2 separate regions of the Homo sapiens genome follow, and region 2 is linked to region 1. A link is an interaction called in ENCODE POLR2A ChIA-PET data of the cell type or tissue named here. Cell type or tissue: HCT116. All regions are shown on one strand. Each heading gives the region's core, and the rest is flanking DNA. Links, peaks and the distances in the headings are about the cores only. Region 1 overlaps LINC01702 (long intergenic non-protein coding RNA 1702). Region 2 overlaps GNG12 (G protein subunit gamma 12).

What was found. Peaks named below come from ENCODE experiments on the same cell type or tissue, not always from the same donor. Only the 100,000 strongest peaks of a DNase experiment are listed, where the experiment ranks them.
Region 2: POLR2A ChIA-PET joins it to region 1 with 5 read pairs; 3 of 35 experiments call an interaction of 5 or more read pairs at or near these places.

The regions. Positions count from the first base shown.
Region 1 is chr1:67,523,785-67,529,161 of GRCh38, reverse strand. The region is part of intron 1 of LINC01702 (long intergenic non-protein coding RNA 1702); the gene reads right to left. Among named protein-coding and RNA genes, the nearest start is that of LINC01702, 4.1 kb to the right of the region's middle. In HCT116, for the core only: a CTCF peak has its summit at 4,799 (motif pointing left); a DNase peak (open chromatin) is centred at 4,841.
Region 2 is chr1:67,711,167-67,716,543 of GRCh38, reverse strand. All of the region lies in intron 2 of GNG12 (G protein subunit gamma 12), which reads left to right. Among named protein-coding and RNA genes, the nearest start is that of GADD45A, 29 kb to the right of the region's middle. RefSeq lists a silencer at 2,844-3,138. In HCT116, for the core only: no CTCF peak of the experiment used is centred there; a DNase peak (open chromatin) is centred at 2,943; H3K4me3 peaks cover 1,079 bases; H3K27ac peaks cover 1,856 bases.

The sequences.
Region 1 (5,377 bases), core at 227-5,226:
TGCAATTTTTTTTTAGCTCATCAGCTATTGCTAGTATTAGTGTATTTTACGTGTGGCCTGAGACAATTTTGCCAGTGTGGCCCAAGGAAGCCAAAAGATTAGACATCCCTGCTTTAAATCCTGTGAACATGAATAATCTTTTTGTCTACCCATATTTGTGACATGCCTTTTTGAGACATTTGTCAGTGTAAATCAGCGCTTTCAGGCAGCAGGGGGACAGTTCTTATTTGTGAACTTGAAAGAGACTTTTAATTAAAAAGTTATGTAGATGACAATACAGGCAGAGTTGCTTAGAAAGCAAAACCAGACAACTCCTCTTTGTTGACCTACTTCAAACACACGTGTGATTACTTAACTTTATAAAAAGAAAGTCCCCAAGAGAGTAATAATTATTCCTAATAACACCTTTAAAAGAAATGGTCTGGGCTGCTCTGCCTATGGAGTAGCCATTCTTTTTATTCTTTTACTTTCTTAATAAACTTGCTCTCACTTCAAAAAATTAATAAATAAATGCTCTAACAGAAATGGGAAAAAAAACTCAATCCAAGAATAGCTTAAAATATTGGCTTCCTCAATTGATACTGCAGATTCATGCTCCCAGCACACCCCCTGGCCAACACTACCACCCCACTCTCACACACACGATGTGTATTGTGAGGATGGTGAAGCTTGGTTAAAATTTGTTCTTTCTTTTTCCTTTGCTGAAAGCTGAAGTGCTGGCAGGATGCAGTGGCTTATGCATGTAATCCCAGCACTTTGGGACACCAAGGCAGGAGGATCACTTGAGCCCAGGAGTTCAAGACCAGCCTGGGCAACATAGCAAGACCCTGTCTCTGAGAATAATAATAATAATAAATTAGCCAGGCGTGGTGGCAACCACCTGTGGTCCCAGCTACTCGGGAGGTTGAGTCCAGGAGGTCAAGGCTGCAGTATGCCATGATCGTGCCACTGCACTCCAGCCTGGGCAACAGAGTGAGACCCTGTCTAAAAAATACAAAAAAAAAAAAAAAAGAAAGAAAGAAAAGTTGGAGTGCTGAACTCTATTGCACATTGCTAATCCCCGGTTAGAGTCAGCAGGCCTAGGATTGTCTTGTCCAGTTTAATTCATAACTTATCACCACTTTTTGGGTCCCAGGGTAGAGAATTCATTCCAGGCCAACTTAGATGGCAATAGTTAAGCCTTTCAGCCTGTCTTCACTACTAGGTTTTTATCATTGTTTTGTCTCGACACAAAAGATGTCATACTCATAAAATTCCCGTAACAGATTAGTTTTGTGTATTCTTCACACTTCAGCAAGGAGGAACAAAATAACAGCTTACCTAAAATAATTCCAGAATTTTCCATTCAAATTATGATTTTATGGATTGAGAAGTTACTATGTGCCATGCTGTGTGATTTATCTTGGGAGAATATAAGTGATCAGAATGCAGCTTTCAGGACTGTACTATACAGTATGCAAATAATAATAAATACCTATGTAGTATTTTCATGTGCCTGGCACCATTCTAGGTGCATAACATATATAATCCTCTCATTGTAAGCCACACAACAACTCTGAGGCAGATTCCTGTGTTAGACTATCTCACACATGAGGAAACTGAGACCCAGAGAGGTTAAAGAACTTGTCAAGATCACACGGCTGGCAAGTAGTGGAGCTGGAATTTTGTTTGACACACTCAGGCCCCAAAGTCCATGTTCTTCCCTTCTATAATGGGAACATTACCTCTTTAGGAACAGGATCTGTGTCTTATTTGTCCCTGTATCCCCGCTTCCAGCACTGTACCTGGCAGAAAAAGATCTTAATACACAGTTGAGGAGGAAGGAAAAGAGAAAGTAAGAGAAAGGAAAGAAGAGAGGAGGGACGGAGGGAGAAGGACACTAGTTTCAGGGGCACACTCATACAGTGCTCCCCATGGAAATGAAGTCCAGGGCCCGTTTAGTAGCGACCGCATTTTTCTGAGAGAGAAGAATTGATGGATAGATCTGTGAAGGTTCATTTTTGTGAGCTGTCAGACTTTGTGCTGTAACCCCACAAAGGGAGAAACAGGGTTTTGTCCCTTGACATAAAAGATGTCATACTCTGGCCGGGCGCGGTGGCTCACGCCTGTAATCCCAGCACTTTGGGAGGCCAAGGCGGGCAGATCACAAGGTCAGGAGATCAAGACCATCCTGGCTAACACGGTGAAACCCCGTCTCTACTTAAAAAATACAAAAAATTAGCCGGGCGTGGTGGCAGGCGCCTGTAGTCCCAGCTACTCAGGAGGCAGAGGCAGGAGAATGGCGCGAACCCGGGAGGCGGAGCTTGCAGTGAGCCGAGATCGCGCCATTGCACCCCAGCCTGGGCGACAGAGTGAGACTCCGTCTCAAAAAAAAAAAAAAAAGATGTCATACTCACCAATGTCCCAAGATCAAAGATCAGAGCTTATCAGAATCTGCTCACGATTCTTTCTTCTTTTCTCTCCCTCCCTCCCCCTCTCTCTCCCTCTTTTTCTTTTCTCTTTTTTCTTTTCTTCCTTCCTTCCTTCCTTCCTTTCTTTCCTTCTTTCCTTTTCTTTCTTTCTTTCTTTCTTTCTTTCTTTCTTTCTTTCTTTCTTTCTTTCTTTCTTCCTTCCTTCCTTCCTTCCTTCCTTCCTTCCTTCCTTTCTTTCTCCTTCCTTCCTTCTTTTTGAAGAAGCTTCGTGGATCATGACTCTAATAGCAGGAGTAAAAGGCTCTACACTGAGTGGGGGCGCAATTTGCGGGACATGGGAGCAGAGCTAGGCGGAGAACAATCATTCCACTGGGCCCATTCTCCAATTGTACAGTATTTTCTAATTTTTTTTTTAAGTCAGGGTCTCACTCTGTCCCCTAGGCTGGAGTCCAGTGGCATGATCTTAGCTCACTACAACCACTCTCTTGGGGCTCAAGCCATCCTCCCACCTCAGCCTCCTGAGTAGCTAGGACTACAGGCGTGCACCACCATACCCGGCTAATTTTTGTATTTTTTGTAAAGATGAGATTTCACCATGTTGGCCAGGCTGGTCTCAAACTCCTAAGCTCAAGTGATCCTCCTGCCTCTGCCTCCCAAAGTGCTGGGATTACAGGCATGAGCCACCACTCCCGGCCTTCTAATATTTTAAAACATTTTGACCTCAAAATTGTGAAGACTATGCTGATACAATGTAAAAGCCAAGCTGTGAGGTGTGGAGAAAAGGTAAGGAAAACAACTGGCCCACTTCTCCCTCAGGTCTCCAGAATATCTGTCATACCTCATTAACGGTACTTGTTTAGATCCACCTGTCCTACTGGCCCATGTTCCTGAGATGCAAGGACCTTATTACTTGTCCTTAGTTTAGCGTAAGTGGTTAAACAGGAAGCCTGGGAAGTCAGATTACCCGAGATAACATTAAGACTTTTTCCCTTACTGCGTGGCATTAGTCAACTTACTTAACCTCTCTGAGCCTCTGTTTTCTTATACATTAAATAGAACATAATAATGTTTTCTATAAGGGAATGTCTCCAGTCCCTGAGCAAAAATCTCTAGCATCCTTAAAGGAGGAAGTTGTAGCTGAGAAAAGACTTACTGAAGGAAAGGAAAAGGAAATGCCACTGACCTAGAGTTCTGCATGCCTTTTTCATGTAATCTTGATGATTGAGAGATTTATGTGTATTGTTCAGCACAGTGCCTGGCTCATAATGCACATGACAAAGACAGCTATATTTCCTAGTATCTGTGCTCTCCTTTCTTTGGTAATAATGTCACTAAAATTTTAGTGGGGTGTGTGTCTAGTTTTAGAAGGATAGAACTTGGGCAGCCTAGCAAAACTTCATCTCTACAAAAAATTTAAAAATTAGCCAGGAGTGGTGGTGTGTGCCTGGGATCCTAGCTACTCAGGAAGCTGGGGCAGGAGGATCGCTTAAGCCCAGGAGTTCAAGGTTACAGTGAGCTCTGATCACACCACTTCACTCTAGCCTGAGTTACAGAGCAAGGCCCTTTCTCCAGAAAAATAAAGAAAGATGGCCAGGGAGTACTGCAAGGAAATGGTGAGGTGCATGTGGCTGTGGCTAGAGGCAGGTATTTACTTAGAGAGACCATTGCCATGATCAAGTGGGGAGGAATGGTCTACACTCAGTTGGAGAGGCATGGTGAGCACTAGGGTGCCTCTGGGTTAGTCAGCTAGAATCTATGAATGCCACAGGGAGAGAGGAAAGTGGGCAGAGAGGGAGAAGGAAGAGAGAGGACACCCAGATTTTCAGCATGGTGACTAAGTCATGGTGACATAATTCACTGAACTGGAGGAGGAACCAGTTTGGGAGGCAAGTGATGAGTGTCACTGAGGACATGTTGGGGTGGAGGGGCCTAGCATGTGTCCCATCCAGATGTCCAGTGGTGTTCCTTTGCTCATCGCCTCTGTGGAGTGGCATTTCATCATCAATGAGTCCCGAAAAAGGGTTTTGCAAAGAGCACTCAAATGTTCTGTGCCTGGGAGATCAAAACAACCCCGCAGAGACAGCAAAAACACGCCCAGCCCACAGAAACCCTCAAGCTGCCTCCCTGCCCTTTCTGGTTTGCTTCCCAAGCCTGCAGCTCAGACAGCCTCACCCCATCCAGGATCCCTGCCTGGGTAGGAGACAAAAGGTGTGTATCCACAGCACAGAACGACCTACTGTATCCACCCAGTCAGCAATGGTTTCTATGAAACATTTGATCACAGGGTGCAGGGGTTTTTGTTTGTTTTCCTTCCACTGGATAATCGTTTCAGTGACAATAGCTAATGGCTGTGATTGTGTCAAACATTAATGATAGTTATTTCCCTGTTGAAATTCTGCCCCCTGCAGACACTTCCCTGAAATTCTATTTTGCACCAACTCTGTGTTGGCTCTCCTAGGTCTTATAAAGCTAAGAAAGACGGGAAGCAAATCTGCCACCTTGACCTCAGACAAGGGGAGGTCAAACTGCAAAAATGGATAAATGTCTTTCTCAGTAAGGAGTTTTAAGGAGGAGCCCACAGTCTTGGAGACCCAGCCCAGCATTTAACCAATGCTTGATAATGCCTGTTACTACACTAAATCCTTTGTATGTGTTATCTCATTTAACCCTTAATACTAAACAACAGGCAAGGAAAATGAGGCTCAGAGAGGGTAAAAAATTTGCCTAACACCACATAGCTAAGAAATGATGGAGATGGCATTCTAAATCGAACCTGTCTTACTCTAGTTGCCAGTGCTTAACCATCAGTCCTGCATTTCACATCCCTGGTGATATGATCACAATCTACCTTGCTGTAATTTAAGTCCAGGTTTTCTAACTCAGTTTGCCCTATTTGGTACTTGCTGTTCTTCAGATGTGGGCTCCCTGTTTTACCAAAAAGAATGTGCATGGTTTCCTATCATCCA
Region 2 (5,377 bases), core at 136-5,135, 190 kb before region 1:
TTAACCTCTCTCTGCTTCATCTGTCAAACAGAAATAATAGGATTCATCTCTTAGAGTTGTTGACAGACTTAAATGCAATGCTGCATGGAATTTACTTACCTGGCACAGACTCAGCACTCAGTAAATGGTGGTAATTGTCAAAATTAATCATTATAACTTATTATCTTTATTATTATTATTCAGGGACATGTACCCTGGATGGCAGATAAAATCAACTAATGAAAGACACCAGATAGGGACCTCAAAAGGATTTCCAAATCTGAAAGCCTGCTGTTTTTACAGAATGAGCTCTGTTGAGGTTTTCAGAGAGAGGTGTTCTCATTCTTTCTCATTCTGCTGATTGTGAACCTATGTAAACTTCTCTTTGTAAAGCTCTAGACACTCTGTCTTCCCTACCCGAAACCACATTTCCCACCTCTCTGTGCAGCCCCTCCTCATCTCTCCCTCTCATTTGCCTTGCCTGTAAGCCAGCAACATGTTCTCTTTTGCTCTTTGCTCTCATAACTATGCCAGACCAGGGCAGCACTTGCAGCTGACCGCAGGTTCAAGCACCCTGGCCTCATAACCTGCAACTTTGGGGAGAAAGAGAAAGAATTTTATGTCTTAACTCCTTCCTCCCTTCAAGTTTTAGAGTTTGGGATGTCCAGCAATGATGGCATGGTAATAATCCAAATAATAGCTAATATTTATAAGTTATTTGCAGTTTACAAAGCAACAGATTTAACAATTGTGAATCAGCCAAGGTTCAGTCACAGCAAACAGAAGGTGATCTTGGCAAAGTTAGCAGAATGAGCTTCAATAAAGAGAATTAGGTGCTTGTACAATCATTGGAAGGGGCTGGAGGAGCAGGCCCACGATACAGTCCCTGGGAACAACTCCAAGACACCACTGCAGAACTGCCCACGGGTGCCCAGTGGGGAGTAGAGACTCAAGAGGCTGCTGCAGCCATGCAGCTTCTCAGTCCTGTGTTGCTAGTGACTGGACACTATGATGCCTCCACTTGCCCTAAGAGCAGCTTGCCCACCACCCTGCTTGTCAGCAGAAATAACCCAAGCATCAAGAAACTGGCCTCCTCACTTCTACCTGCCAGATCGCTCCTAAACGCATTGAATTGACAGAGACTGTGTCATCTGGAGCTCTAACATCAAGAAAACCTGAGTGTGATAGTGTGCTAGGAACGCCATAACAAACTGCCACAGACCAGGGGGCTTAAACAACAGAAATGAATTTTCTCACATTTCTGGAAGCTAGACGTCTGAGATCAAGACATTGGCAGGGTTGGCCGCTTCTGAGGCCTCACTCTTGGCATTTATTAGTAGATGGTCGAGGCCAGGCACAGTGGCTCACGCCTGTAATCCCAACACTTTGAGAGGGTGAGGCGGGTGGATCACGAGGTCAGGAGTTCAAGACCAGCCTGGCCAACATGGTGAAACCCCATCTCTACTAAAAATACAAAAATTAGCCAGGTGTGGTGGCGGGTGCCTGTAATCCCAGCTACTCGGGAGGCTAAGGCAGGAGAACCGCTTGAAATAGGTGGAGGCTGCAGTGAGCCGAGATCGCGCCACTGCACTCCAGCCTGGGCAACAAGAGTGAAACTCCATCTCAAAAACAAACAAACAAACAAAAGATGGCCGTTTTCTCCCTCTGCGTTCACATGGTCTTCTCTCTGTCCCCATCTATGTCCAAATTTCTCGTTCTCATAAGGATGCCAATCATTTTGGATTAATGACCTCATTTTAAATTGATTGCCTCCTTAAAGACCCTGTCTCCGAGTACAGTCATGTTCTGAATTACTGGGGGTAAGGATTTCAACATATAAATTTTGGGGGACACAATTCAGCCCATCCCACTGGAAGATGTAGTTTTCCACTTTCCAGCCCCGCAGTCCAGTGAGGCATGCTAGGAGGAGGGTAGAACTGCTGCCTGGCTCCAGTCCATTGAGGAATGCAAAGTGCTGGGTGTACTTCACACAGTGTGTAAGAGGATGCAGATACTAAACACTCGGAAACCAAGTATCCTTTGTGTTTATTACACTCACATACTTATTTTATCTGATGCTCTTTAACAGTTCTTTGAGATAGGAAAGTATTGTTATCCCCATTTTTCCAATGAGAAAGCTGAGGCTTAAATACGTTATCAGTCCTCTCCCAAGGCCTTAGATCTGGGAAGTGGCAGGACGGGAGTGAGCCCAGATGCCCCCGGCGAATCCCTGAATGTGTCCCTGGAACTAAATATCCAAGGCATAGTGTAAAGGCAGTGCCACAAGTTCAAATAGAGGGCCTGGCAGGTGTACCAGCAAATGCTTGAAGGGGCAGCTGCTGCTCAGATCCAGCCCAGTTTTATAGGATTTTCTGATTTTTCCAGAAGTCTTCCTTTTAAAAGGAAATCTCTCCATTTTTCAAACGTTGACATTCAATTTAAAGTTAAAACACACACACACAATGGAGTTAACACTGTATGGGGCCCAACCAAACACATCTGCAGCCTGGATTTAGCCTGCAGGCTTTGATATAAATAAGAACTGCTCATGAAAATAGAGGAACTATTCTTAAGAACCTAACTCTGCCTACTCAGTAAGGCCACATTAGATAGCTGTTGCTACCTGGTCACATTACCTTGAAATTCTTCTGTTGTTTCTGGAATCTTTTTCATTTCCCACCAAGCACATGTTTTTCATCTTGTTAGTGAGCCTAGGGGCCGGCATTTAGTAAACATTTGTATGTGCAAGGGAAGGTGCTTCTGTTTCTCCCCTGACAACCCTATGAGGTCTGCATTGTAGTCCCTCTTTTACAGAAGAAGAGGCAGATAAAGAGCTAGAGAAAGACATTGAAAGTTGAAGGCAAGACCAGAGAGTAAGTGGGAGCCAGTGGCTTTTTTTTTTCTTTTAACCTGCTCTTTTATTACAGCCACATGGGTGTGTTTGCTCATGAAAGTTGGCTTCACTCCAGTGATTCAATTACTGGCCAGGCCATAATGGCTTGTGATTCAGACCCTGGGGCTTCCTGGTGCCTTCCTCCCAGAGTGTGCTCTGTGACACTCTTTCCATCCCCACCCTGCTCTCCCTGCTTCAGGCCCCTCTTGACAAAGATGAAAATACCCATATTTCCCTAATGGACCATCATGTTCCTAGGAATTTCTAGGAACCTGAGAATTCAGATGAAACACAGCATTAAAACCAATGCGAAGTATTTGAATAGCTAAATACTACATGTGTTTATTCAAATCTGTTACCCATATGCAAAAATGAAAGCAAGGCTGCAGAAGTGATAGCCAGAGTGTTATCCGACTGGCAGTCTGCACAGGCATGCACAGGCCTTGGCCCTTCTGGGTGGGATAGAATACTTGGTGGCTCAAGATCTGCAGATGCTAACTTCAGTCCTTGTCTAGGAGCCGAAACTGTCTTGTTTAGCTTGCATGCATGAGAAGGGAGGTGTTACACAAACACAAGGCAATCAGCAAGCCCCCTACTTTAGGTCACCGCGTGTCAGTCACCCCTGATTAAGAACCACATAGTGGGCCAGGCGTGGTGGCTCATGCCTGTAATCCCAGCACTTTGGGAGGCCAAGGCAGGCGGATCACCAGAGGTCAGGAGTTCGAGACCAGCCTGGTCAACGTGGTAAAACCCTATCTCTACTAAAAATACAAAAATTAGCCAGGCTTGGTGGCAGGTGCCTGACTCCATCTCAAAAAAAGAGGGGAAAAAAAAAAAAAAGAACCACATGGTAGAGCATTCACTGATGCCCTGAGTGTTTATGAATCAAACTAATTGGAATTAATCCTTTCCTTGGCGCAGTGGGAAGGGTGGCTTCTAGAATGAAAAGGCTTACGAACTGGGTTAACTTTTTTTTTTTAAATGGGGGTCTCGCTCTGTTACCCAGGCTGGGGTGCAATGGTATGATCACAGCTCACTGCAGCCTCAACCTCCTGGGCTCAAGCGATTCTCCCACTTCAGCCTCCTGAGTAGCTGGGACTACAGATATGTGCCACCACTCCTGGCAATTATTTTTGTTATTATTTGTAGAGACTAGTTTTTACTATGTTCCCAGGCTGGTCTCAAACTCTTGGACTCAAGTGTTCCTCCCACCTTGGCCTCCCAAAGTGTTGGGATTGCAGGTGTGAGCCATCGTGCCCAGCCTGGGTTAACTTTTGAAGCAAGATTTTCTAACTTTGATTGCCTCATCTAATAAGAAACCTTTCAGGATTATAGTGAGGCTTCATGGAATAATGCATATGCAAGCAACATGTGTGCTCACAGGTTCCATACAAATATCAGGTATTGTTTGCCTTGGAAGCTATTCTTGGTGTAAGAATAAAGCAAGCTTTTTATCTACCTAGTAGAAAAAACAGCCAGACATCCTCACCACTGAGGGAAGACCAAAGAAAACCCTCCAAAGGCACAGAGATATTTGGAGATATTTGTTTCCCCAGGCTTTCTATCTTGTTGTGCACAGCCCAGCTGTTGAGGAGCTGCAGAGCAGCTGCAAGTCGGAAGGAAGTCCTTAGCTAGAACTCCAGCTCCTGTAAACACCTCTGCCTCTCAGGGATCACACAGTGGCCCTCTTTGTGCAGCCATGTGGCAACTCAGCAAACCAGAGGCTCCTTAACTTGAAACGGTCTAATTTTGATCTGCTTTCTCCATAGGAAGAATGTTATGATCAGAAATTATCTTCCTTTCCAGTGGCCCAGTGTACAGCTTTTTCTAAGAATGACCATGAAGGAGTTCAGGAAATGCCACCCAAAATATAACACTTTGGTGTGCTGATTACTTTGAACTGAGGACACTTGGGGAACAGCAGATGTAGGCAGAGGCATTCTCTGAGCTCCCCTTATCGGCCTAAAGACAGATCCTCCAAAAGGAACTTAGTTGTCACAAATATTCTCCCAGAAATCTTATCAACTGGGAAAGATTAACTCGGATCCCAAGAGGGGAGACTGGAGGTGATACCACACCCAGACAGACTGTCACCTCTTCTTCCGAGGGCTGCTGTGAAACAACTTGTATTAACTGAGAATTTCTGTGTGCATGAGAAAACCACCTTTATTCACCATTTATCTCTTCCCCTTACCTCCCATAACTCGTTGCCACCACCCCCCCGAGAAACCCTGAACTCCCATTCTTTTCTGTAGCTCAGGATCCTATGTGAGCTTTCATCATCTGACCACTTTGAGTCTCATATTTGTGGCACTCCCGTGTGTACATACATAATTAAATACAGTTTTCCTCCTGTCAACCTGTTTATATGTCAGGTTAATTTGTAGCCCAGCCATAGAACTGAGAAAGGTAGAGGGAAGTCATTTTTCATTCCCCTGCAATCACAGTTACCCCCATTTAATCGACTTCCCAAAGCAATTGCTATACAATATTCATAGAAAGTTG